Linked DNA regions of Mus musculus: regions 2 and 3 are each linked to region 1. A link is a loop called in an ENCODE intact Hi-C map of the cell type or tissue named here. Cell type or tissue: left cerebral cortex. All regions are shown on one strand. Each heading gives the region's core, and the rest is flanking DNA. Links, peaks and the distances in the headings are about the cores only. Region 1 holds the start of Cd300lg (CD300 molecule like family member G). Region 2 overlaps Gm39394 (a long non-coding RNA gene). Region 3 has its middle 18 kb from the start of Gm33662.

The links. Hi-C counts contacts between places; a loop is a spot of excess contacts. Peaks named below come from ENCODE experiments on the same cell type or tissue, not always from the same donor. Only the 100,000 strongest peaks of a DNase experiment are listed, where the experiment ranks them.
Region 2: it touches region 1 in a loop (2.5-fold over the local background); 2 of 42 quality-filtered maps call a loop at or near these places.
Region 3: a loop joins it to region 1, with 4 times the contacts of the local background. A loop is called at or near these places in 11 of 42 quality-filtered maps.

What each region holds. Positions count from the first base shown.
Region 1 is chr11:102,036,364-102,044,643 of GRCm38, forward strand. Cd300lg (CD300 molecule like family member G) reads left to right here and starts at 5,148. Exons shown (of 7, transcript NM_027987.3): 1 at 5,148-5,270; 2 at 6,609-6,941. The coding sequence starts at 5,228. In left cerebral cortex, for the core only: a CTCF peak has its summit at 4,013; a DNase peak (open chromatin) is centred at 3,933.
Region 2 is chr11:102,134,467-102,142,746 of GRCm38, forward strand. It overlaps Gm39394 (a long non-coding RNA gene), which reads left to right. Exons shown (of 3, transcript XR_880225.3): 3 at 1-127. It overlaps Gm11586 (a long non-coding RNA gene), which reads right to left. Exons shown (of 3, transcript XR_880227.3): 3 at 7,653-8,280. Among named protein-coding and RNA genes, the nearest start is that of Nags, 6.9 kb to the right of the region's middle. In left cerebral cortex, for the core only: CTCF peaks have their summits at 3,126 (motif pointing right), 4,134 (motif pointing left) and 6,230 (motif pointing left); DNase peaks (open chromatin) are centred at 4,130 and 6,237.
Region 3 is chr11:101,915,795-101,924,074 of GRCm38, forward strand. No RefSeq gene overlaps it. Among named protein-coding and RNA genes, the nearest start is that of Gm33662, 18 kb to the right of the region's middle. In left cerebral cortex, for the core only: a CTCF peak has its summit at 4,019 (motif pointing right); DNase peaks (open chromatin) are centred at 4,033 and 5,986.

The sequences.
Region 1 (8,280 bases), core at 1,597-6,596:
GTCTCGTTCATGGGTGGCTTCAAATACCTGATACAAAGAAGGCACCATATCAATAGTTGTTCTTCTGTAAGCTTAGAGAACACTGCCAAGTTCACTAGAGATGCAGCCATCATACGTCTGAAGAGCCAGGGCTGCTGTCATCGGCTCTTATCAAAGCTGTTTGGGAGGCCGAGGCAGAAGGCAGAAGGCTTGCGATTTCAAGGCCTGTGAATACAGAGTGGGTTCAAGGCCAGTCTGGGTGGCTTAAAGGCAGAGTCCAAAAAGAGATAAATTAAGGGCCAGGGTGTAACTCAGTAATAGAAGCATTTACCTCACATGTTGAGGACCTAAGTTTGATCCCTGACAACATGCACACACACTCGCGTGCACACACACTCAAGTGCACACACACACACACACACACACACACACACGCAAAGGTGTAGCGGACAATGCCTGACTCCTGAGCACCCGAGAGATGCTGAGGGTCTGATCTATGAAATGCTGGGGCCTACAGCAGGGTCTGCCCATGTCACTCTGTCCACATGCAGACAATGTACTACTTAGCATGTAGCAAACTCAAATTTTGCTTCTCTAAAAATTTCTGGACTTTAAAATTTTTTTTTTATTGGAACTGGAGAGATGGCTCAGTATGCTGCTCTTGCAAAGGACCCAGGTTTAATTCTCAACACTTACATGGCAGCTCACAACCTTCTATAGCTCCAGTTCCCGGGGATCCAACACCCCTTTCTGGGGCTTCCTTGGATAGCAGGCATGTATGTGGGACATAAGTAAACACTCTTATATACAAAATAAAAAATAAATAAATCTCTTTAAAATTTTTAATTATTGAGCCTCTCTCTCTCTCTCTCTCTCTCTCTCTCTCTGTGTGTGTGTGTGTGTGTGTGTGTGTGTGTGTGTGTGTGTTTGCTGATGATCAAACTTGGGTCTTGCACATTAGGTAAATTCTCTGTCACTGAATGATACCTCTAAGGGTTGTGCCGTAGTTTGCATGTCTGAGGACAGCTCTGTGGGATCAGATCTCTTCCCCCATCTCTACGTGGCTTCAGAGGATCAGATTCAAATCCTCAGGCTTGCATGGCTATCTCACCAGTATCTAGCTTCCTGGACTCCCCCAGCCCCCCTTTCTCCATCTGAGTTTGTTTGAATCGCAGATGCAGAATCCGCCAGCATGAGGGACAGCTTCTCTCTCACCCAGCCCCTGAGCGAGGTGGGCTTTCTGCTCTGCTCTGGCCGCCCTCCCCGCTGCTACCAAGGCGATTCTATTCCTCAGCCTGAAAACTGTTAGAAGAGCCGACACAGATACTTTAACAGACTCCGATTTGTTTGTAGCACCAGTTAAAACACAGTTCGCACCTGCCAGGGATGGGGAAGCTGGAACAGAGGACCGAGTGAGAGACACATCACACCTGTGTGGGCTCAGCTGCTCTACAGCATCCCAAGAGCTGAACACGCAGGAGTCTCTCTTGCCCACAGGGTGTCTACCGCAAGCCTGGTAGCTGTCTGGGACAGACTCTTCCGGAGTTAATGGCTTCCCATCTCATAGAGCACAATCTTTGCTGAGAAGGCCCCTTTCCAGTCCTGATGTGCCCTGCCATAGGACAGAGCCTGCTGGGTTGGTGCTTTTGGCCTCTCCCCAAGTCTTGGCTGATTTGACTGATGAATGGGGGTCAGAGGCTGGGGGATGGACTAGGCGTATGTCACTACACCTCCTTGTTCATTTTCCTGGGAGCCTGCCCCAATGCAGTACATGCTCGACTTAGCTGCTCCACGGTGCTGGGTGTGTGCTCTGGGAGACTCACCAAGGCTTAGAGAGAGGAATGGAGCTGCACTTAGAAGCATGGGTCTTCCCTCCTGAGGGTTTGGGTGTGATTTACAGCACCCACTACCATCTGTAATTTCAGTGCCAGGGGAACTAAACGCCTTCTTCAGGACTGCTCAGGCCCTACTCCAACATGGTGCACAGACACTCCAGCAAAACACCCATATACAGGCAATTGAAGAATAAAAAGTGAGGACTGGTGAGATGGCTCAGTCATTAAGAGCACTGGCTGCTTTTCCAGAGGTCCTGAGTTCAAGTCCCGGCAACAATAGTGTGGTTTACAACCATCTGTATTAGGGATCCGATGACCTTACACTGCATAGTTGAGCTGCATTTGTGGATACCAAAAGCCTTCTGGTGGTGTGCTGCAGTTTCTTGCCACTTCCTCAGACTCGGGCTGACTGGCAGAGTGATGTCAGCTGAGACAAACATGCATTTGCGTGTTTCTTCTGGTCCCTCCTGCTGACTTATGCCGAGGCTGACGAGGCTGACGCCTGGCTGTCTCTGCTAGGTAGTGTCGCTGCTGCTGATTCATGTTTGCTAAACCGACTCTACCAAACTGGACTGCTGGTGTATCTGTGAAGTGTTTGCAAGTGGATTGAGCTGCCACTGCTAACCTGTGAACTGAACTGCTGATTTCCAGACAAAACAGACAGGGGTTGCTCCAAAGAACCTTTCTAAACAGTTCCACTCCCCTGCCCCCCACCCGTATCCTTTCTTTCCCACTACCTCTGGTGAGTGATGGGCTACAAGGGAGGTTAAAGCATTTAAGAACCATCATTAAAAATAGGTGTTTTGGGACTGGTGAGATGGCTCATCAGGTAAGAGCCCTGACTGCTCAATGCTCTTAATCCATGAGCCATACCTCTAACCTCTAACCTCTAACCTCTAACCTCTAACCTCTAAACTCTAAACTCTAAACTCTAAAAGATCTGGTTTTTACCAGGTCCTCCAGGTCAGCTCCTGGGCAAGGTGTGGGGCAGGGGGCGAAGAGGTAATGATGTTTAAATACACAGGTGAAGAGTATGGAGGGGGGGGCAAGCTTCAAACCCAGTGCTCCATCTGTATAAGGAAGCATTTGGTAACAACTTCCATATTCCCCTGAAACGACAATCATGAATACTGTGCCTGTTCTATGCTTAATGTTTTAAATATTATAATATCCCAGCTACGCTGGGGGGAGAAATAAAAAGAAAACAATTTATTACTAAAAAGCACATATTTCAAAAATGTCAGGGGCCAGCTCCTACAGCCCTAAAAATATAATGGAGTGTCAAGCGCTTGCCCTGCTTATGATGAATAAGCTAGACACAAAGAACAAGGAACATCTAGAAATAAAGACGTGCAGAAATATACCATGCAAAGCTAGAGTAGATTGTGTGTGTGTGTGTGTGTGTGTGTGTATGTTTCAAACTGCAAAAACCACTTCTCTTGGGTGATCTGTACACAGGAAAGGGAGTCATGTTCCGGACTGAGGTCAGTAGGGTTTCATGATGACATATTCCAGGTCAGTAAACAGCAGGAATGCCTGCCAAGCACTGTGTAATCAAGACATGTGCCCTGTTGCTGGAGAGATGGCTCTGTTCGTAAAGACACTCGCAGCCAAACAATACGACCTGTGGTATATGCCCGGAGCCCACAGGGCGGAAAGAAAGAACTGAGTCCTGCACGTTGTCCTACGTTGTTCATAGCATGCTATGACATTCACGTGCTCATACACACTTAAAACATGAGAATAAATAAATGTAATACTTACGCCCTCTATTACCAGAGCCACAAGAACAAACTCCCCTCTCACAACAACTGGGCTTTAACAACTCCTACCCCACCCCCAGGGGTCGAAAAGAAACATACCAAAATACTAAGAGTGATTTTATAAGGCAGAAGGTGAGTTACTTGTAATACTCCAATCCTTGCCTTCCCTCCGTTCTTACTTATCTGTATAATATAAATATTTGCTTAGATGTCATACTGACTTTGAAAGCCTGAAAGACAGCTATTTTGGAAAATGGCTCAGAGCTCCCTCTAGCGTGCGTTTGTTCTGTTCCCTTGAAGCAATAAGCAAGTCTGCAAAGGGGAAACAAGCCACTGATTAACTTTTGCAAGTGTCCAGCAAGACAAAGCGCTCGGTTCAGGGGACCCGCCTTTCAAAGCAGCTGACCCAAAGCTCCCGCAGAGCTCAGCTCAGCCCTGCTGAAGCCGCCGCCCTGTGGCCAATGACGGTACTGCATCCCAGACAATGGGATGCTGATCAGAAGGGCTATATAATTGGTCTTTAAATTTTTTACCCTTCACACTTCAGCAGTGTGAAGAGAAGAAGCTTACAGATCTCCCACACCCCAAAATAATGGCTCATATGCATATGAAACAAGTTCACGTGTTTAAAATAAAGAAGGGCCGACAAGATGGCCTTTACAAGCCTGATATTCTCAGCTGGATTCCTGGACTCTATGAAAATGTTGAAGGTGGACTCTATAAAGTTGCTTTCTGAAAATATAATTTTAAATTTTTAATAAACTAAAAATAGAGTGTTGGAGAGGTGGCTCAGCGGTTAAGAACACAGGTTGTTTTTCCAGGACCCTGGTTCTATTCCCAGCACTCGCATGGTGGCTCATAGCCATCTGTAACTTCAGCCTCAGGAGATCCAGTGCCCTCTTCTGGCCTCTGTGAGAACTGCGTACACAGGGTGCACAGACACGCAGGCAAACCATCCATGCACATGAAAAATAAATACAATGAAAATAATAAGCTTAAATTAAGATGCTAAAAATAGGGATATAGTTTAAAATATATTATCAGTGATTTACTAATTAACAAATAAGCTTCCATATTTAGTACTTTAATACTCAGATCCAGGGGCAGGTCAAAAAACTAATAATTTCCCAAATAGTGAAGTATTTGGGGATATCAGCAATGACTGGTTGTTCCAGGGTTTGTGATTCTTATAGTAGCAGTGTCAAGTTATGCACACCTCTGAGAATTATTTATTTATTTATTTATTTATTTTGAGACAGGGTTTCTCCGTATAGCCTGGAACTCACTCTGAAGACCAGGCTGGCCTCGAACTCAGAAATCCACCTGCCTCTGCCTCCTAAGCTCTGGGATTAAAGGCATGTGCAAAAGGAAAAACAATATATCAGAGGTTCCCAAAGGCCATGATGAATTACACAGGCAAATCACAGATTAAGGCTAAGTAGGGGCTGGAGATTGGGTGGGTCTGCAACCTGTGGTAACTGGCACTGGGTAGAAGGGGGAAAAGAGTAAAGGAAAAAGCAGAAGGCCCTCCAAGGCGGAGCTGAGCTCGATGGCCCGCCCCCCACCCCTCCCTTCCTGGCTCCAGCCCGGCAGAAGCTAAAGCTCAGAAGAGCTCCCAATTGCAGGCAACTGCAGTGTCCAGCACCCACCATGAGGCCTCTGGTCCTGCTATGGGGCTGCCTGGTGCTCCCAGGTGAGAGGGGTCAGAGGTGGCTGGGATGGAGGGGCTTACAGATGCAGGCCTGAGCACGCTCTTGTGGTCTGTGGTTATGCCTTCCCTCCACACCATGAGGAGGTGGGGTGGGGTGGGGTGGAATACATCCCTATTTCACAACCCATCTGCAGCCCAGCAGCCCTGAGCTCAGCACTTGCTGCTCTTGCACCTTGAGCCCAGGGTCTTTCTCCCTTGGGTTCCCTGGCTCTGCAGAACCTCTCTGACCACAGGGCAGCAAGCATACATCCACTTACCCTGTTAGCTCAGCTAACTTGGTTGAATACCTACTAAGTTTGCTTTTTCTTTCTTTGCTTTCATTTTTTTCTTGCTTTACTTTTTAATTTTATTATTGTTAGTATGTGTGTGTCTGTGTATGTGTGTGTGTGAGAAAGAGAGTATGTGTGGTATATGCATGTATATAATATATATGTATACACACATACATACATACGCATATACACATATACATACACACACATATACATACATATACATATTTATAAAATGTGCGTTCATTGCAAGAGGGCAAAGGGCTGGACAGTAAGTAACCACACTGTCACCCACAGGGAGCAAAGCTTTCTTTACTTTTGTAATTTTTTTATCCTTTCTTTCTCCTTGGCAATGCTTGGGGGAGGGGTGGAACCCAGGCCCCGGAGCATGCTAAATGAGTGCTTTGCCACTAAGCTATATCCCTAGCCTTCTCTCCATTTTATGCTTCAGACAGACTGGCCTTGAACTTGCTCTGATTCCAAGTAACTGAATCAAGAGCACCCCCCCCCCAGGCTGGGTTCATCAGGACACATCTTATAACTAACATCGCATCTTGTAACTGACAGACATCACATCTTGTAACTGACATCAGTTGCTCAGTTGGCCATGTTTGCTTGGTTTTCCCTTAAAAATATATAACATTAACTCACACTGTTTTTAAGGGTTTTGTTACATGTGTTTATCATGTGTGTGTGTGTGCATATATGAGCACACATTAGTCCATGAATGCTGTAGTACATGTGAGGAAGGTCCGTGTACAACGTTTGGGAATCTATTCTCTCCTTCCTGAGGATCGAACTCAGGTTGTCAGGCTTAGCCGCAAGCTCCTCTACCCCTCGAGCCATCTGGCCAGCCTGACTTGTGTCTCTCAAATAACATGTTTGTTCTAAGGTTCCCCAGAGGAAGGGAGAACCCTGGGGGTCTATGGTTTGCCCAAGATGTTCTAACAAGAACGCCTCCCTTCATCCCCATGAAATGGGAACTTCTGCTCTCGGCCTGGTACTTGGATCCGTGGAAATCCCATCTCCTTTCACGCTGCATTTTCAGGTTATGAAGCCCTGAAGGGTCCAAAGGAGATCAGTGGATTTGAAGGTGACACCGTGTCCCTGCGGTGTACCTACGTGGAGAAGATGAAGGAGCACAGGAAGTATTGGTGCCGGCAGGGTGGCATCCTGGTGTCACGCTGCGGTGACATTGTCTACGCAAATCAGGACCAGGAGGTGACTCGAGGCAGGATGTCCATCCGAGACAGTCCCCAAGAGCTCTCGATGACCGTGATCATGAGGGACCTTACCCTGAAGGATTCAGGGAAGTACTGGTGTGGGATTGACAGACTGGGCCGCGATGAGTCTTTTGAGGTTACACTCATTGTCTTTCCAGGTAATGGACTCCTCCCCCTACCTGGGTTGCGGGGGGGGGGGGGGGGGGGATGTAGAGGAGACTAGGATGGGTGAGAGCATCTGAGCCATGGCTTCAGTGTCCCCATTACAGAAGGGGGCAGTCTTGGTACCAATCTCACCAGGCCTCTCCAGGACGTGGGGAGGGACACTCTGCTGAGCACTGGGGACAACTTAGAGAGGAAGCCGCAGTGTGCCTCTGCACTGGCAAGTCTGCCTGTTAGGAGCTATCCTTGTCATTCTTGGCCTAGACATGTTAGGGGAGACTACCATGGGATGGGGACAAGATGACCATCGCAGGGGACAAAGAAGTACCTGCACGTCCCCTGTGTCACAAATATACCCATAGCCTCCTGAGGTCAGGCCAGCTATGGCTGCACCCCAGGCCCGGCCCACAGTGACCCCTAACCATGCACTGGCCTCACCATGCTGATAGCCTCTGCACACTGCTTCCACGTTTTATATCCTGGGGGAACCCAGGGAAAAGACGAGAGGAGGCCAGAGTACAGGCAGCCCAGTCTCTGGTCTGTGAGGGCTAGGTAGCTCTCTGAATGACCACTTCACAAATGGGACACAGAAATTCCGAGATGCTCAGCTTCTGGCCTAAGGTTGAGACAGGAAGCAGAGTGGGCATGATTCAAACACGGATCGATGCCACCTTTATCTCTGTTCAGAAGATGGGCCCAGGAGCCAGGACCCAGTCACCAGTGGGTCTCTGTCACCAGTGGGTCTCTGTGACAATTCGAACTGGACAGTAACAGCAATATCAAAGCCTCACGAGAGCCCATTAGCTTGGAACGTGTGAGATCCAGGGTTCCATTCCTTTTTTTGTTTGTTTTGTTTTGTTTGTTTGTTTGTTTGTTTGTTTTCTGGTTTTTGAGACAGGGTTTCTCTGTGTAGTCTTGGCTGTCCTGAAACTCACTCTGTAGACCAGGCTGGCCTCAAACTCAGAAATCCTACTGCCTCTGCCTCCCAAGTTAAAGGCATTAAAGGCATGCGCCACCACCCCCGGCCAGGGTTCCATTCCTAATGCTGTAGCAATAAATTAACATTGGTGAGTGGGTTCTGTTATCTGAAAGGCTCTCCAATCAATTCCAGCCCTCACCAGTGCAAAATTGTCTAATTTTGATTTTTCTGTCTTTATTTGATTTGTTTTTGTCTATTTTACCTTTTAGATAGATGGTTTGATTAGTATTTATTTATTTATTTATTTATTTAACTTTGTAGACAGTGTCTCACTATGTAGCCCTGGCTGGGCTAGATCTACAGAGATCTCCCCGTCTCTGACTCCTGAGTGCTGAGACGAAGGTCCTACGCCACCA
Region 2 (8,280 bases), core at 1,603-6,602, 98 kb after region 1:
CCACTCCTCCTTTAATTACTCCTGGCTGTAATGAATGCCTGAGCCCCTGAGACCCAAGCTTCATCCTGAGCCTGTCTCCAGTCCTCCCCTCTCTTCTCCTTCCCTCCCTTCTCTCCCCTCCCCTCTCCCCTCCCCAGACTGGTTTATTTGGGTCCCATGCCTGCCCCTGTTCCTAAACCAGCTGCAGATTTCTGCCACAATGAACACCCTTGGGGAAATGAGGGGTGGGGGCATGGGGGCGGGGCGTGGGAGGGATGCAGGCTGAGACCAGATCGGAGAAGGCTTGGCCCAGCCCCAAGTTGTGTATCCAAGTCTCTATCCACCCTGGGGGATTGAGCAGGTCACTCTCAAGGACAGCTGCTCCTGCCTCAAACTGACTGAAACTCTTTTCCTCTCCCTAGGTGACTCAGATATAGGCCGGATTAGACCAGATTGAAAGTAGATAAAGGCCGTTTTATTAGGAGGTGCCTCTGGGGTGGGTTTACTGATCTCACGGGTGGAAGTAGGCAAGGTCACCCATCCAGGGTAAAGCAGGAGGGTTTTACAGAGCTTGTGCCAGCTAGGAGCTCGGATTGTGTCCATACATTGTCAAAAACTGAGCCCCTGGGCGGGCACTCTTGGGTGGGTTGCTGGAAATGGGGAGATGAGGATGAGGGAGATGGGGCATGAGCAGTGATGACGTGTTAGCCGGGAGTTTTCCCTGAGAGGTGCGGGAGTTTCTTCTGTGGAGGAGGATTGAGAGGAAGGCAGTCCCCCTTCCCCAAGCTTGTGAGGAGTTGAGGAGTAAGCAGGAGTTCCAGCCTAACACTGGCCAGACTTAGGTTCATGAGAAATCAACACAGACCACCCCCTCCCCACTGACTGCACTCAGCAGTCCCCATCAACATAGGCCACCTGTGTGCCCATCCCTGCTCCAGGACCTGTCACAAGACACTGTGTGCCCCCAGAGCCCACACAAGCAAACAACGCAATTTGATTTTTGTTGTTATGTTTTCGGTTTTTTATTCTTCAATTTATTTTGCAACTGGATCTCACTAAGTAGCCCAGCTAGCCTTCAATGTCTGATTCCCCTGCCTCAGCCTCCTGAATCCTGGAATTCGTACTGAGTAGCACCACCTGTAGTTGGAATTTTATTCTTCTGTGGATGAGTGTTTTTGCCTGCACGTGTGTCTGTGTGCCACGTGCCTGTCTGGTCTCTGACGAGATCAGAAAAAGCATCAGATCCCCTGGAATTGGAGTTGCAGATGTTTGTGAGACACCTGGTGGGTGCAGGGGAACCAAACTCAGGTCCTCTGCAAGAGCAGTGAGCGGTAAATACTCTTAACTTCTGAGCCATCTCCCCATCCCCATCCCCCGCCCCTCTACCTCCACTCTCCCTTTTACACTGCTGCCCCTGCCCCACTGCACCCCAACCCTTACACACAGATGCCTGTAGTTTAAATGGAGAGAGTGGATCTGAGAGAGAGTAACAGCTGGAGCTGTGGGGCATGGAAAAGGGGAAATGATTCATCTTCCTCTATCCCATGCTACTAAGGTCTTACAGCCGTGTGGTGTGTGTGTGTGTGTGAGAGAGAGACAGAGAGACAGAGACAGAGACAGAGAGACAGAGAGAGAGGGAGACAGAGAGACAGAGAGAGAGGGAGGGAGAGAGACAGAGAGACACAAAGAGAGAGAGAGGGAGGGAGAGAGACAGAGAGAGAGAGAGACAGAGAGACAGAGAAGGACAGAGAGAGATAGAGACAGAGAGAGAAAGAGAGAGACAAAGTCAGAGAGAGACAGAGAAAGAGAGAGACAAAGTCAGAGAGAGAGAGACAGAGACAGAGAGAGACAGAGAGAGAGACAGAGACGGAGAGAGCTTACAGCTTGTAGGAGTCAGTTTACCTTCCACTAGGCAGGCCCTGGAGGTCACTCTCAGGCTGCCAGGCTCAGCAACAGTCTTTACCCACTGAGCCATGTCACTAGCTCCAAGTAGTCAACTTTGAATCCTTCATGCTTCAAAGCCAATGCATTATTATTGGATCATCCATGCAATGACCTGCCCATCACCTAAAACAGTCCCAGGAAAGAGACAGGGTAAGGAGTGGGTACCCTACACCCCGCTCCTACATCAGTCAGGAGAGATGGGGCAGGATGATGACGAGCAGGCACTGTCCAAAACGGCCAGCCCTACTAATTCAGGTAGATTAAACGCCAGCTTGGTACCCAGCATGCCTGGAGACCCAGGTAGATTAGAGTCAGATGTGGGGCAGGACGGCTCAGCTGGTAAACACACAAGATGCCATGCCTGAGGACCTGAGTTTGATCCGCAAGATCCACTTGGAGGAAAGAGAGAGCTGACAAGCAAAGTTGTCTTCTGACTGCACAAGTTCTGTGGCATGCACGTGTGTGTGTGTGTGTGTGTGTGTGTGTGTGTGTGTGTGTGTGTGTGTGTAGAGGAAATTAATAGATGTAACAAAGTCTACTTTAACAGTTAAATGGAAAAATAAGTCAAACCATGGAAAAATAATAAGAAAAAAAATCCAGCTGTTTTGGGAAGAGATCTTGACAAGAGTCACAGGAGAAACCACAGAGAGAGGCTGAGGGCCTGGTGCACTAGAGGAAGAGCTGGAATTTGCTGCTGTCAGCCAGGCACGCCGAGCCTCTACTGATTCAGTTGTTCATGACCCTGAAAAAAAAAAGATGAAGATAATATCTGTTCATTTGTAGACAGAATCTCATGTAGTCCAGGCTAGCTCAAATTCAATACATAGTAAAGGGTGACCTTGAACTCCTGACCCTTCAGGTTTTACCGCCAAAAGCTCAGATTACATGGTTAGACCATAAAGCCCACCTAGTAAGACTCTTTTTCCTCTCATCCTTTGTTTTCAAGTTGTTTTTTAATTTGTTTATTTTTTTTCCTTCTTTCTTTTTTTCTTTTTGATTTTTTGTTTGTTTGTTTGTTTTGTTTTCCAGACAGGGTTTCTCTGTGTAGCCCTGGCTGTCCTAGAACTCATTCTGTAGACCAGGCTGGCCTGGAACTCACAGAGATCTGCATGACTCTGCTGTGGGATTAAAGGTGTGTAACACCATGCCTGGCCCTTATTTTTACTTTTTTTTTTTAAGGATTTATTTATTATTATAAATAAGTACACTGTAGCTGTTTTCAGATGCACCAGAAGAGGGCGTCAGATCTCATTATGGGTGGTTGTGAACCACCCTGTGGTTGCTGGGATTTGAACTCAGGTCCTTTGGAAGAGCAGTCAGTGCTCTTACCCATTGAGCCATCTCACCATCCCCTTTATTTTTACTTTTAATTACATTATCTATTTGTGTGCATCAGTGTATGCGCACGTCACAGAGTCCCTGTGGAGGTCAGAGAACATTTTGAGGAAGTCGGCTCTTTGCTTCCACTGTGCGTATTCTGGTCAGCCATTTGGCAGCAAGGGCTTCTACCCACTGAGCCATCTCACTGGCTTGAGATGATGTGGGGATTTTTGTTGCTCGTTGCTTGCTTGGTTTTAAAGTGCAGAAGAAGAAACTGAAGAGCGTTGCCAGGATGTGGCCAGCCCAAGCTACAGAGCAAGACCCTGTTTCAATTTTTAAGAAATTTCATGAAATAAAAAGAAGAACGTCGAAGGAAACAGATCAAATGCAATACATTTGTAGACTGTAAGTTTTGTTTAACCAAGTTTCAAGTTTTCCAGGAATTTTCCTAAATTACTTTTATAACAAAAATGTATTTTATTTTTAAAAAGTAAGTAACCCTATTGTAACCACCCCAGCGGCCCACCTTGGGTTTCTACACCATCTGCTCTCAAGCGCCAACTTCCCAAACTCCTGCAGTGGTTCTCCAAGTTGCTTTCAGGGCGCCCCATCCCCTGGCCACCACACCATACCCCACCGCAGCCCACTCCACACAAGTCATCACTCAGGTCCCCTTCTGGGCTAAGATCTGACATGGTGCCCAGAAAAATAATAAGGAGGGCTCCATCTTCTAGGCTCTGACTCCTAATACAGGCGGGGTGGCAAGCTCGAGCACTAGTGGCCCGGGGTCCCGCCAGCCCCCCTTGAGGGTTCCCTCCGCGGATTCAGCACTGCGCTCCTGAACGAGAAAGCGCCACGTCCTCGGACGGAGCTGCGAGTCGGCGTCCCCCTCTGGTGGCCACTACTTGTAACTACATGTAATACATTTAGTGCGTTCTCAAGTAGCAGACACTGAATATTCATTTTAAGGACATGGTCATAAACCCTGACACTCCGCAGGCCTTCCCTTCACACGTTCATTTCCCACAGAAACTTCCGAAACACCCACTAATTGACCATCTGTAACATTGTAACACAGAGACATACATGAATTTACCCACAGGAGCTAACTGTGTTGAACAAGAGACATTGTCTCAAAAATAAGGTAGAAGGTGAGAACCAATATCCAAGGTTATCCTGACCCCACACAAATGCCACAGCACTAATGTGCCCAAACTCGTACATATAACACACACAGCCAAACACACCCCACATTTCAGCCATGACTTATAGCTTCTTTAGGAGTTCCAAGCCTACGGTTGTTCGAGGCCCTTCCCCTATCCTGGCTCTCTGGCTTCCCCGGCCCTCTGGAAGTCACTAGTGGGTGAATTCAAGGGCTCTTCTCAGTCACTGGGGTATTCACACTGTGGACTGTTCCTGCTTGAGATGTTCCAACCATGAATTCTGAGTGATCCTGGGGTAACTCTGGCATACTTCCAACTCCTGGTCTACCACGGGCTCATGTTTCTACAGTCCCTCGTGGCAGCTGATACCCACTCTAGGGACACATTAAATGTGTATCCTCTGTTACATGAAGTGAGCTTCAACTGTCAAACCCCAGGGACCTTTCCAGATAGATCCGCTCTCTTAAATGGCAGGCCTCATTTCCGACCACCTTCTAGAAAACACCTCACCAACATGTGTCTGAATCCAGCCTCCTAGGGACTCTTTAATGATAATGCCTGCTTCAAGGAATCAGTGGGAAGACTGGTATTGCACAGGACTGAATTGATACTGTGCTTGCCCAGCAAACCTGAAATACTGTGGCCCTCGTCCCTAGTACCCCATGCTGAAGCTAGGTGCAATACACTTTACAACCTTTTTTATTTTTTATTTTTTGGTAGGGCGTGTTCAAGACAGGGTTTCGGGGGGAAGGGGGTGCTGGAGAGATGGCTCAGCGGTTAAGACCACTGGCTGCTCTTCCAGAGGTCCTGAGTTCGATTCCCAGAAACCACATGGTGGCTCACAACCACCTGTAATGTGATCTAATGCCCACTTCTGGTGTGTCTGAAGACAGAGTTCTCATATAAATAAAATAAGTCTTTAATTAAACAGGGTTTCTCTGTGTAGCCCTGGCTATCTTGGAACTCACTGGGTAGACCAGGCTGGCCTCATACTCATTGAGAGCCGCCTGCCTCTGCCTCATAAGTTCGGGGATTAAAGGCTTGTGCCACCAATGCTCAGCACACCGAGTCTTAGCCTTTGGCAGGTGAAGGCAGGAGGTAAGAAGTAAGATGGTTCAGTGACTAAAGGCACTCACCACCAAGCTAAAGACCTGAGTTGGAGCCCCAGGATTAGCAGGGTAGAAGGAGCTGACTCCAGGCTGGGCTTGTGTGTGCACAACCTGACTGTGTGTGCTATGGTACTCATGGGCATGCATGCACAAACACATAACAAGTACAGAAATATAAAAGAAGCAAACATGGCTACACTGGATTCCATGAGACTCTGTCAAATAAAAGAAGCAAAGGGAATGCCGGGCGCGGTGGCGCACGCCTTTAATCCCAGCACTTGGGAGGCAGGGGCAGGTGGATTTCTGAGTTCGAGGCCAGCCTGGTCTACAGAGTGAGTTCCAGGACAGCCAGGGCTACACAGAGGAAAACAAAAAATAAAAAACAAAAAGCAAAACAAAACAGAAGCAAAGGGAAAAAGAAAGAAACAAAACAAATAAGAAACGAAAAGAAAGCAAACACCTGGCAAATGTTTCAAATAGTGCCCAGGGGAGTTCCCTACTGTTTTCCAGACAACAGATTTTTCTTAAGTTCCCAGATCCTCAGATTCTCTCCTTCCTCTTTCCACCCCCATCCTCATCTTTCTCATCTTCTTCTTCCCACCCTCCTTCTAACCATCAAAAAGTCTCAAAACTGAAGGTCAGTGCCACTTCTGATAATCTATCATTCCACAAAACCCCAGGGTAATAGGGGAAAACAACGCATTTAGCACCCCCTGCTGGAATACAGCGGTAGAACACTTGGAAGTGAAATTGATTAAACCGTTCTTTGCATGTGTGTATGAGAGGCCTTGAGGAAGTTTATGTGTGCCTTGGACATGCAGAAGCCTGCACAGTATGCGCTTTTAGCGGCTGTCCTGTCTCTCCAGTCCCCTGGCACTGGCATTCTTTTTTTTTTTTAGATTTATTTTTTATTTGTTTACTTTTGTGTATGAGTGCTCAGCTACATGCACAGAAGAGGGCATCAGATCCCATTACAGATGATTGTGAGCCACCATGTGGTTGCTGGGAATTGAACTCAGGACCTCTGGAAGAACAGCCAGTGCTCTTAACCACTGAGCCGTTTCTCCAACCCCCGAAACTGAAATTCTTAAGTCCAAAAGCTCATTTGGTTTTTCACTGCTCATGTGTTAGGTATTTGCGTTCAGAATTTACATGAATATTTTACCAGCACTTGTGAAGCTTAAGCAGGAGTATCAAACACCTCAAAACAAGCAAACAAACAAACAAGCAAACACTTCAAAACAGCCTGGGATACACATCAACACCCTGCCTCCAAAAAAATGTTTTTTATATATTTATGGCTTGGAGGAAAACTACACTTAGAAAAAAAATGAAACCTGTGTGTATCAGTGTCTCCATCCATAATATACACAAAAGCGTTTGTTTTGTTTTGTTTCGTTTTTTTCTAATTTGAAAGTATGCCAGGAGCTAGAGAGATGGCTCGCTGGTAAAGAGCACTGGCTGCTCTTCCAGAGGACCCGGGTTCAATTCAGCACCTACGTGGCAGCTCACAGCTGTCTGTGACTCCAGTTTCAGGGGATCTGACGCTCTCACACAGACATGCATGCAGGCAAAACACCAATGCACATTTAAAGATTTATTTATTTATTTATTTATTTATTTATTTAAGGTATATGAGTACACTGTAGCTGTACAGATGGTTGTAAGCCTTCATGCGGTTGTTGGGAATTGTATTTAAGACCTCTGCTCACTCTGGTTGGCCCCGCTCGCTCAAGCCCAAAGATTTACTTATTATTATAAATAAGCACACTGTTGCTGTCTTCAGAAAAACCAGAAGAGGGCATCAGATCTCATTATGGGTGGTTGTGAGCCACCATGTGGTTGCTGGGATTTGAACTCAGGACCTTCGGTAGAGTAGTCAGTGCTCTTATCAGTTGAGCCATCTAGCCAGTCCCCCAATGTACATTTAAAGATTTATTTATTTATTTATGTATTTATTTATTTATTTATTATATGTAAGTACACTGTAGCTGTCTTCAGACACTCCAGAAGAGGGCATCAGATCTTGTTACAGATGGTTGTGAGCCACCATGTGGTTGCTGGGATTTGAACTCTGGACCTTCAGAAGAGGAATCGGGTGCTCTTACCAACTGAGCCATCTCACCAGCCCCCCAATGTACATTTTAAAAAGAAATTAAGATACAGAAGCTCTTTAGAGATGGCTCAGTTAGCAAAATGCTTGTTGCAGTATTAAGGGAATCTGAGTTTGGAACACGGTGGAGGTGCATGCCTAAAATCCCAGCATGGGGGTAGGGGTGAAGACACTAAGATCCTAGGATGGGGGGGGTGGGGGGATGGGGGGAATGGCACTGAGACTGTGTCTCAGAAACAATCAAAATAATAGGAAAGGATAAGGAGTGGGGAGAGAAGGAGAGCCGCCACTCTTAGGGCTGAGGAGTCCGCCATGGGAGGCTTTTGCTTTGTTGGAAGGTCAAGTCGCTGTTCATATATATTGTATTCATGTAGAGGCTGGCCTTCCGTAAGTAGGAAGCAGCTGGGACCCAGTGGCCCCAGGTCCATGAGCTTGGTGTTAATCATTCACTCGGGTATACCTGGGTCCCATTGGCTGCCTGGGGACACAGCCCTCTAGGTGGGAGCCCAGCCAGTATCTGTCAGGGATAATGGGGTTACATTGATGACACTTCCTGAACTGAACGGGTAGGTGGACACTCAGGAATCCCCTAGTCCGAGGAAGGGGGCAGCAGCCCTGTCTCCAGGGACCTCCAGTCTGGGACAAAGATGAA
Region 3 (8,280 bases), core at 1,842-6,841, 120 kb before region 1:
TGACATTTCATCTGAAAAGAATTCCAAACGAAATCGTGAGACATTACCACGTCTTCCCTGCTAGCGTTCCAATACTGCACACCTAAGGTTGCTGCTGGGATGAGGTGGCCCGAGAAAGAGAGATGAAGGGTGCTTCAGCTTGACTTTGGGGGGCCTGACTAGGTCTGCAAGCAGCTCAATAGGCGAGAAGCTTGGGTAGAAGACGGAAAAACAGAAGCAGAGGAGAGATGGTGTCAATCAACCAGCCATGTTGATTAGTGTCTGACCTGGGTACCAGAACCATCCATCCATCCATCCATCCATCCATCCATCCATCCATCCATCCATTCATCTGTTCATTCATTCCTTCCACAAGGTCTATGACTAGTACATGTCACTTGATGCTTGGGATGCAGCAAAGAACAAGGATGAAGATCTCAGCCTCTCTCTATCTGTCTCTGTCTCTGTCTGTCTGTCTGTCTGTCTGTCTCTCTCTCTCTCTCTCTCTCTGTGTGTGTGTGTGAGAGAGAGAGAGAGAGAGAGAGAGAGAGAGAGAGAAGAGAGAGAGGAGACAGAGATACTTGGGCAGAGGGAACAAGGTGACAGAATAGAGCATGAAAATCACAAAGAAAGAAAATAGGCTGTTCAAGCGTGCAGAGGGCTAGATTCAAACCAATGCACAACGAGCCGGTGTGATGACACACACCTGCCATCCCAGCACTGTGGAGGCTGAGACAGGAGGATTAGTGTGAGTTCAAGACTGGCTTGGGTGACATAGTGAGCTCCCCAAAAGGAAGGCAAAGTGTGGTGTTGCAGGCTCAGTGCTTGGGAAGGGGAGAGAAAAGGGTCAGGAGTTCAAGGTCATCTCCAGCTAGATAGCAAGTTCCAAACCAGCCTGGGCTATGTGAGAGTCTGTCTCCAAAATCACAAAACACAACCCAAACAACACAATAAACTCCACAGTAAATAGAACCAAATGTGCTGGTGGGCAAGAAGACTGGGGTACGGCTTCGACTCCTCCAAGCAGGGCACTGCCATGTCCCCTTCATAGATATGATGGAAACTAAGCCATATGGTGACCCAAAGGGTCCCACTGGCCAGCTTGCAAAATGCTACTTCAGCCAGTGGTCTCTGTTTTCCCCCTGGTTGCATACCACACTCACTGAGGGACCTTCAAAATACTGTCCCCTGGGTCCCCCTGCTGGAAGGTCTGTGTCCGCTGGTCTGGATGCAACCTTAGACTCAGACTTGGGTTCTTGGGGTTCACCAGGGATTCTGAGGCCAGGTTCAGGTATGAAAGGCATTAGCATTGTGTGTGGACCCAGCAGGTTCCCTCTAGCTTCCATTTTCAGTGTGTGACTTTCAGAGGGGAGCTTAAGCCAGGCAGCTCATCTGGAGACTCTGCACCTGAGTTCCATGGAGGGTTTCAGTCCCCTCTACTCCCAGCTGGTCATCCTGACCCCAGAGCAGCTCAGATCCTCCTCCTCCTCCTCCTCCTCCTCCTCCTCCTCCTCCTCCTCCTCCTCCTTCTCCTCCTCCTCCTCCTCCCCCTCCTCCTCTTCTTCCTCCTTCCCTTGGTTTGGTCTTTTCAAGACAGGGTTTCTCTGTGTAGTCCTGGCTGTCCTGGAACTTGCTCGGTAGACCAGGCTGGCATCAAACTCAGAGATCTGCCTGTCTTTGCTTCCTGGGTGCTGGGATTAAAGTTGTGAGCCACCACAACAGGCTGAGGGGGACCTCTAATACCACCACAGCTCACCAGTAGCCAAAGCAAATCGCAGGCTTCTGAATGCCGCCTAGTCTGTGACTTAGAGCGTTCAACTACAGTAGAAGCAGCGTCCACCGCACCCCACCCCTGACACTGAGTATGCAAAGGGGCGAAGTGGGGCTAGACGAAGGATGAACTGTTTGTCCTGCGAGACCCGATGGACATAGGGAAGATCCTGGAGCTGACACAGTTACTGTGTAGTGAAAAGTGTTGCCTGGAGATCACAGTAGCCAAAGTGATCCCGTTCTCAAATTTAAAAGCTAATTTCATCTTGTTTATTTGTTCTGTGGGCATATATGGAAGAGCATGGGAGTATATGGATATGTGGGTGCTACACATACACGTGAAGGTCTTGGTTCTCTGTTCCCGCTATGCATGCCATCAGGATTAGAAGCAGGCACACCATTACCCTCTGAGCCACCATGCCCACCAATGGTGTCTTCTCACTCAGTGCCAAGGGAGGCAGGAGGCAGGAGGCAGGAGGCAGGAGGCAGGAGGCAGGAGGCAGGAGGCAGGAGGCAGGAGGCAGGAGGCAGGAGGCAGGAGGCAGGAGGCAGGAGGCAGGAGGCAGGAGGCAGGAGGCAGGAGGCAGGAGGCAGGAGGCAGGAGGCTAGTTGACCACTCTCATTCTGCTCACAATGGAGCTACATGGAGAGATAGCAGCACTGACTTACTCCATCCCTACCCAGAGAGGGGTGAGTGAAGAATAAAGACAGGAAGGGAGGCAGGGAGAGGCTACCTACAGAAGCCCAGAGAGGCTTCCTGGAAGAGGAGGAAGGCAAGGTTAAGGGAATGAGCTCTGAAACAGGGTTTGGGAGTGTTATGAAAGAATGCAAGTAGGGAATGTGGGAGAGGCCACAGGAGGGCTGATTCCAAGCGAAGGTGGGCTCTGACACCAGACTCAGGCAGGCATTTGGATTCGAGGTGTAGCTTTCTGTCTTAGTTAGGGTTTCATTGCTGTGAAGAGACACCATGACCAAGATAACTCTTATAAAGGAACACATTTAACTGGGGCTGGCTTACAGTTTCAGAGGTTCAGTCCATTATCCCCATGACAGGAAGCATGGCAGCGGGCAGGCAGACGTGGTACTAGAGGAGCCATGAGTTCTACCTCTTGATCCAAAGGCAGCAGAAATGGGGGACTGAGTTCCACACTGGTTGGAGCTTGAGCATAGGAGAGAGAACTCAGAGCCTGTCCCTACAGTGACACATGTCATCTAACAAGGCCACACTTACCCCAACAAGACCATACCTCCTAGTAGCACCACTCCCTGTGAGCTGGGAGGTGGTCACTGGCAGACACAGATGTCCCTGTCTGATTACTTGGGACTGGAGCCCAAGCCTCACTCAGACTCATTCGTTCACAGAGCTCATAGATGTTTCTGGAAGACTGGGAAGAGTGGATAAGGTCAAGAATGGGGAAGGCACTGGACAACTCAGATACTGTGTTGTGGTTGCTACTCAGAAGTTGTGGAGCAAAAGTGAGAGAGGCCAGGAGGTGGCCATGGCATGACAACCAGACCTACCAGATACCAGTGTGGTGAACCAGGAGAAAGGATGACTCAGGGAGAAATGACAGGATTAGGAGAATGAATGGAAGCAGTGTGTGAATCCCACTTTGCAGAGCTGGGAACTAAAGTCCAAAGAATTTGTGTGACCTAGGTGGCGCTGAGATGTATCCCTTGTCTACTTGGATCTCAGCCCACTTTCCTGCCACACTGCCCCCTCTTCCAAATGGGCTTTGGTCTCTCACTGGGTTGGACACCTAAAAATGGAGTCCTTGGCGCTCCTCAATGCAGGACTCTCCTCCTCAGCACTGCCATTTTAGACCAAATAATTCTCACCATGTGCATATGCATCTTGGTGGGCACCACATCTCTCTTTCCACGAGAGTCCTGGGTATCGAATGCAGGTCAGCAGTAAGAACCATGTTGTTGGTACCCAGATTTCTTTCATAAATAATTCCTGAAGAATGTGTTCTGTCATCTGTCTGGAAAGGCCTAGTAGTTTAGATGGGTGGTACTAGGGAGCGCTGAGCAAAATTCCAGTACCCTTCTGTTCTATCCGTGGGGTTCTCTGGCTGTGGCTTGGGTCTAAAAACACAGACCTCCAATGTCTTTGAGGTCCTGATTCTCTGTACTGGGGGTCAGGCCTGGTACCTGCACGTGCTAATGCCTGACACACAATATAGACAGTATCCAAGTTATATCCAAGTTATAGTCAAGATTTCTCCATCCTCCCTAAGAATTAATTCCACCATGCAGTTCCACATGTGTCCGCCAGGTGGCGATGGTCAACCATAGTTCTCACAAAGCAACCCTAAAGAGGGCTATGTGCCTTCTGTGGTAGTGGAATGTTCTAGAGAGCCAGTATTTTGCATCCTGGCTCCGTGTCGTGCATAGACTTCACACCAATGTGATTATCCCTCACTCTTTGTTGCTCTCTGTCGCCAAGCCTTTCAGCAGCCCAAAGCTGGGAGCTACCAACTAAATCAGTACTAAAGTACTGGTTACTACTGTGTCTGGAATCACTGAATTATCAGCACTGAAAGGGACTTTAGAAGGTTGGGCATTGTAAGTCTTAAACTAAAAACAAATAAACAAACAAAACAAAACAAAAAAAATGGTATGATCTTGGACAAGCTCTCTAACCTCTCTGCCTCAATGTCTTTGTCTAAAGTGGGATAAAAATGTCTTGCTTATGCAGTTGTTAAAGAGAACGTGCCTATAACAGATGTTTGCTACAAACTTGTGTCACTATTTAGTTTTACACAAGGGCAAGCAGAGGCTGGGCAAGGGCAAGTGGCTTGCCCAAGTCACACACACAGGGAGAGACTGCTGGATGAGAGCCTCATTTCCTGTTCCCTGACCCTCACCCTTCCACAGTGTGTGTGTGTGTGTGTGTGTGTGTGTGTGTGTGTGTGTGTGCACAAATGTTTGTGTGTGAGAGTGAGCATTTGTGTGGCGTCCAGAAGTCAACTTCAGGTGTTGTTCCTCAGAAGCCGTTAATCTTGGGTTGTTTGTTTGTTTGTTTGTTGTGTGTGTATGTGTATTTGAATGTGTGTGAGAGCATGCATATAAGTGTGAGGTCAGAGGACTTCAGATGTCCATCCTTGTCTCCCGTCTTGTCTCTCTTCTTTACCCTGAGATACCTCCATTCCCCACCCCGCTTCAGGAGTGGCCTCTGAGTCCACACTCGGTAGTCAGGCCAGTACAACACCTCTGTGCACTGAGCCATCCCCTCAGCCTCTGCCTTGATTTTGAGATGGGAGTGTTCACTGGGACCTGATCTCACTAGTTAGGCTCAGCTGACTGGCCAGTGAACCCCAGGAATCTACCATGTCGTCCAGGCAAGCATTTGTTGGCTGAAACTATGTCTCAGCCCTTCTCCTGTTCAATGTTCTAGTCTTGGTTTTGTTCCCGTATAAGGGAAAATCAAAATTCTAGAAGACAAGGACAAATGGCTTTTACTGCAGTGAGCTCTCCCTGAGGGCAGGAAGAGCCTACTGCTGGCCTGGCCTCAGAGGTCCTAATGAGAGCCTTTCACTGGCTCTGGGGGTGAGGGTAAAGGTCTACCCTGAGCCATGGTCTTTGCCTCTAGGCAGCCAGATGGGGTCAGGCTGGAACATCAGAAGAGCAGCTAGTCCAGCGTCAGCCCTCAGGGGGACCAGAGAGAGCCATGAGATGAGATACCACACAGGGAGCAGCTCTGCAGAGGAAGTCAGGGCTCTAACACTTCACTCCAAGCTGGCTGGCCAGGATGGGGCCGACTCAGCACTCTGTTCTGTTTCTAGATGCTATTGGGGTTTTGAGACATCTCTCCCTCATTTGTAAATAAAAGGAATTAAATGGCATTATTTGGGATGTTCTTCTGGCTCCCAGGATCCCTGTGTGTTGCTGTCAGCTTTGGCCAAGAGCATCGGCGAAAAGGCCAGCATGGGAGGCAACCACAGCACAGTGAAGGGAGGATAATATTTACCTCCCATGTTCACATTCATCGAGGCGTCTTGGCACGGGTGCCCTCATGGGGACTCTGGCCCAAACAGGGAGCCTCAGCTGTCCTCTGAAACAGATCTGCCACTTGCACCCTGCCCCACCCCGCCACCCCCACCCCGAGCCTGGTCTCATTTGTTGTCTTCATTTTTAGACACATTCCAAACTTTTCAGCAAATTACAATGTTTGCCAACTGGCCGTCTGGGGCTCAGGAGAGACTATTTATAGAGCATTGGGATGCTGCCATCCTAGAGAGGCCTGGTAAGAAACTGGGCGAGTGCTGTGCCCAGAAGTGGTATCATGTGGCCTGGGGGAGAATGAGGCTCCAGGAGCAGGGAGCCAAGCTGGATCTACGGTCCGGGGAACATCAGGAGCCACCTCTTGCTGCCTCCAGGCCCCCAGGATGCGTCAGTACAAGCTCAGTTAAGGTCCAGACTCATAAGGGGATCAGCTCTTGGTTGTGGGGCTACTGCCCCATCTTGGTTGATTCATTTTCCCCTCACATGTTCCTTGGAGGGTCAAGTCACCATGGCCAGCCTTGATTTTCCCCATCTGTACAGTGGGTGGATGTAAGTTCCACATGTCTCTAGCCATGTGTATGAGGCCTCAGTCATGTCTACCGTGCAGCAGATACATAATAAATGTTGTCTTCCCATCCTGCTCAGGGATGGGCACTGTGGCATCCAAGGGGAAAGAAGAAATACATACGGTCTCTCTTCTCCAGATACTCTGTCCCAGGCTGAGACCCAGCATGCAGGTGAGGCATGTCCCAGGGATAGCACAGGCTACCCACAAACTATTCGACATGCTGCCGGGTACAAACACTAGAGCACCTGAAGGTCCCCTGTGGCTTCCTAAGGGACAAATGTGCCATGCCCCTCCACTCAAGAAAATGGCACACACCAGGAATGCCAAGAGTCTTGTGCAAGGTCACACAGACGCAGGAAAAGGGCGGGCTTCCTGACCAGAATGGCTTGCCATTCTGACTGGCTCTCTCAGACCTCACAACTGTGGGTCTGTCCCCTGCCTCACCATCCACTAAGATTTCTCTTCTCGGCACATGCTTTTAATCCCAGCCCTTGGGAGGCCGAGGAAGGTGGATTTTTGAGTTCGAGGCCAGCCTGGTCTACAGAGTGAGTTTCAGGACAGCCAAGGCTAACCCTGTCTCAAAGAGACAAAACAATCACCAACAATAGCAACCTTCCTCTCAACTGGAAAAATGGCTTAATCAATAAAGGCACTTTCTATGGAAGCCTGAGGTAACCTGAGCTCGCTCTGTGGAACCACAGTGGGAGGAGATGTTGGTTTCTAACCTCTACTGCAGTACACACACACACACACACACACACACACACACACACACGGACAAACAACAACAAAAACCTAGAGGCTCTCCAGGGCTCTACTGTCCTTATCCCAACAGGTCCTGCTGGGGAACTGAGGCCACCTCAGCAGACAAGGGACAGAAGCCTCTGTCTTACTTTATGTCATTTTTCTTTGTGGCTTGGTTCTCTGTATTTTCCATGAGCAGTGGGAATTGCCTTTTTCAATAAAAGGGGAATTTTAAATGCTTAATTAGTATTTTTATTTAGTCACTTAAAAAAAAGATTTATTTATTTACTTATTTATTATATTTGAGTACGCTGTCACTGACTTCAGACACTCCAGAAGAGGGCGTCAGATCTCATTACAGATGTTTGTGAGCCATCATGTGGTTGCTAGGAATTGAACTCGGGACCTTCAGAAGAGCAGTCAGTACTCTTAACCACTGAGCCATCTCTCCAGCCCCTATTTAGTCACTTTTTATCATTAAAAAGAAATCCCCTTTGGCTGGGGATACGACTCAGTTGACAGGAGTCTTCAGTGGAGAGCATGAGGTGTGTGTGAGGCTCAGGGTTTGATCCCCAACGCCAGACTCAAAGTGATAAAACACACACCTGCAGTCCCAGCACTGAGCAAGTGCAGACCAGAGCATTAGAAGGTCCAGGTCATCTTAGCTACTTATAGAGTTCAAAGCTCCGAGGCCAGCCTGAGCTACATAAGACCCTATCTCAAAGACAAGACAAAACAGAAGCACAAAGAAGATATTCAAGTCACAGAGTCCTAAGTGGCCCAGCCTTGAGGGTGGGGCAGGGATTGAGACAAAGAGAGGGTAAAGGGACTACCCAGGGGACTTTAGGGACTATACCTCTGTCCCTTAGCACCCTGGACAGGGCTTTGCACATAGCCTGCCCTGTTTCTTTTTATTTATTATTTCAGTCAAGGTCTCACTTTGTAGCTCTAGCTGGCTGGAACTCAGAGATCTGGTTCTCTCTGCCCCACTGGGGGTTGATATTAAAGGCATGTGCCATTATACCCAGCCCTCATTATTTTATTGTTTGGAACAGGTCTTGCTATATAGCCTAGGTTAGCTTTGAACTCAAGATCCTCTTGCATCTGCCTCCCAAATATGGGGAGACTACAGATGTGTACCATTAAGTCCTGAAGTAAAGAACTCTAGATGGAAAGGCTCCACTTTAGCAGAGACAGAATGAAGCAAAGAC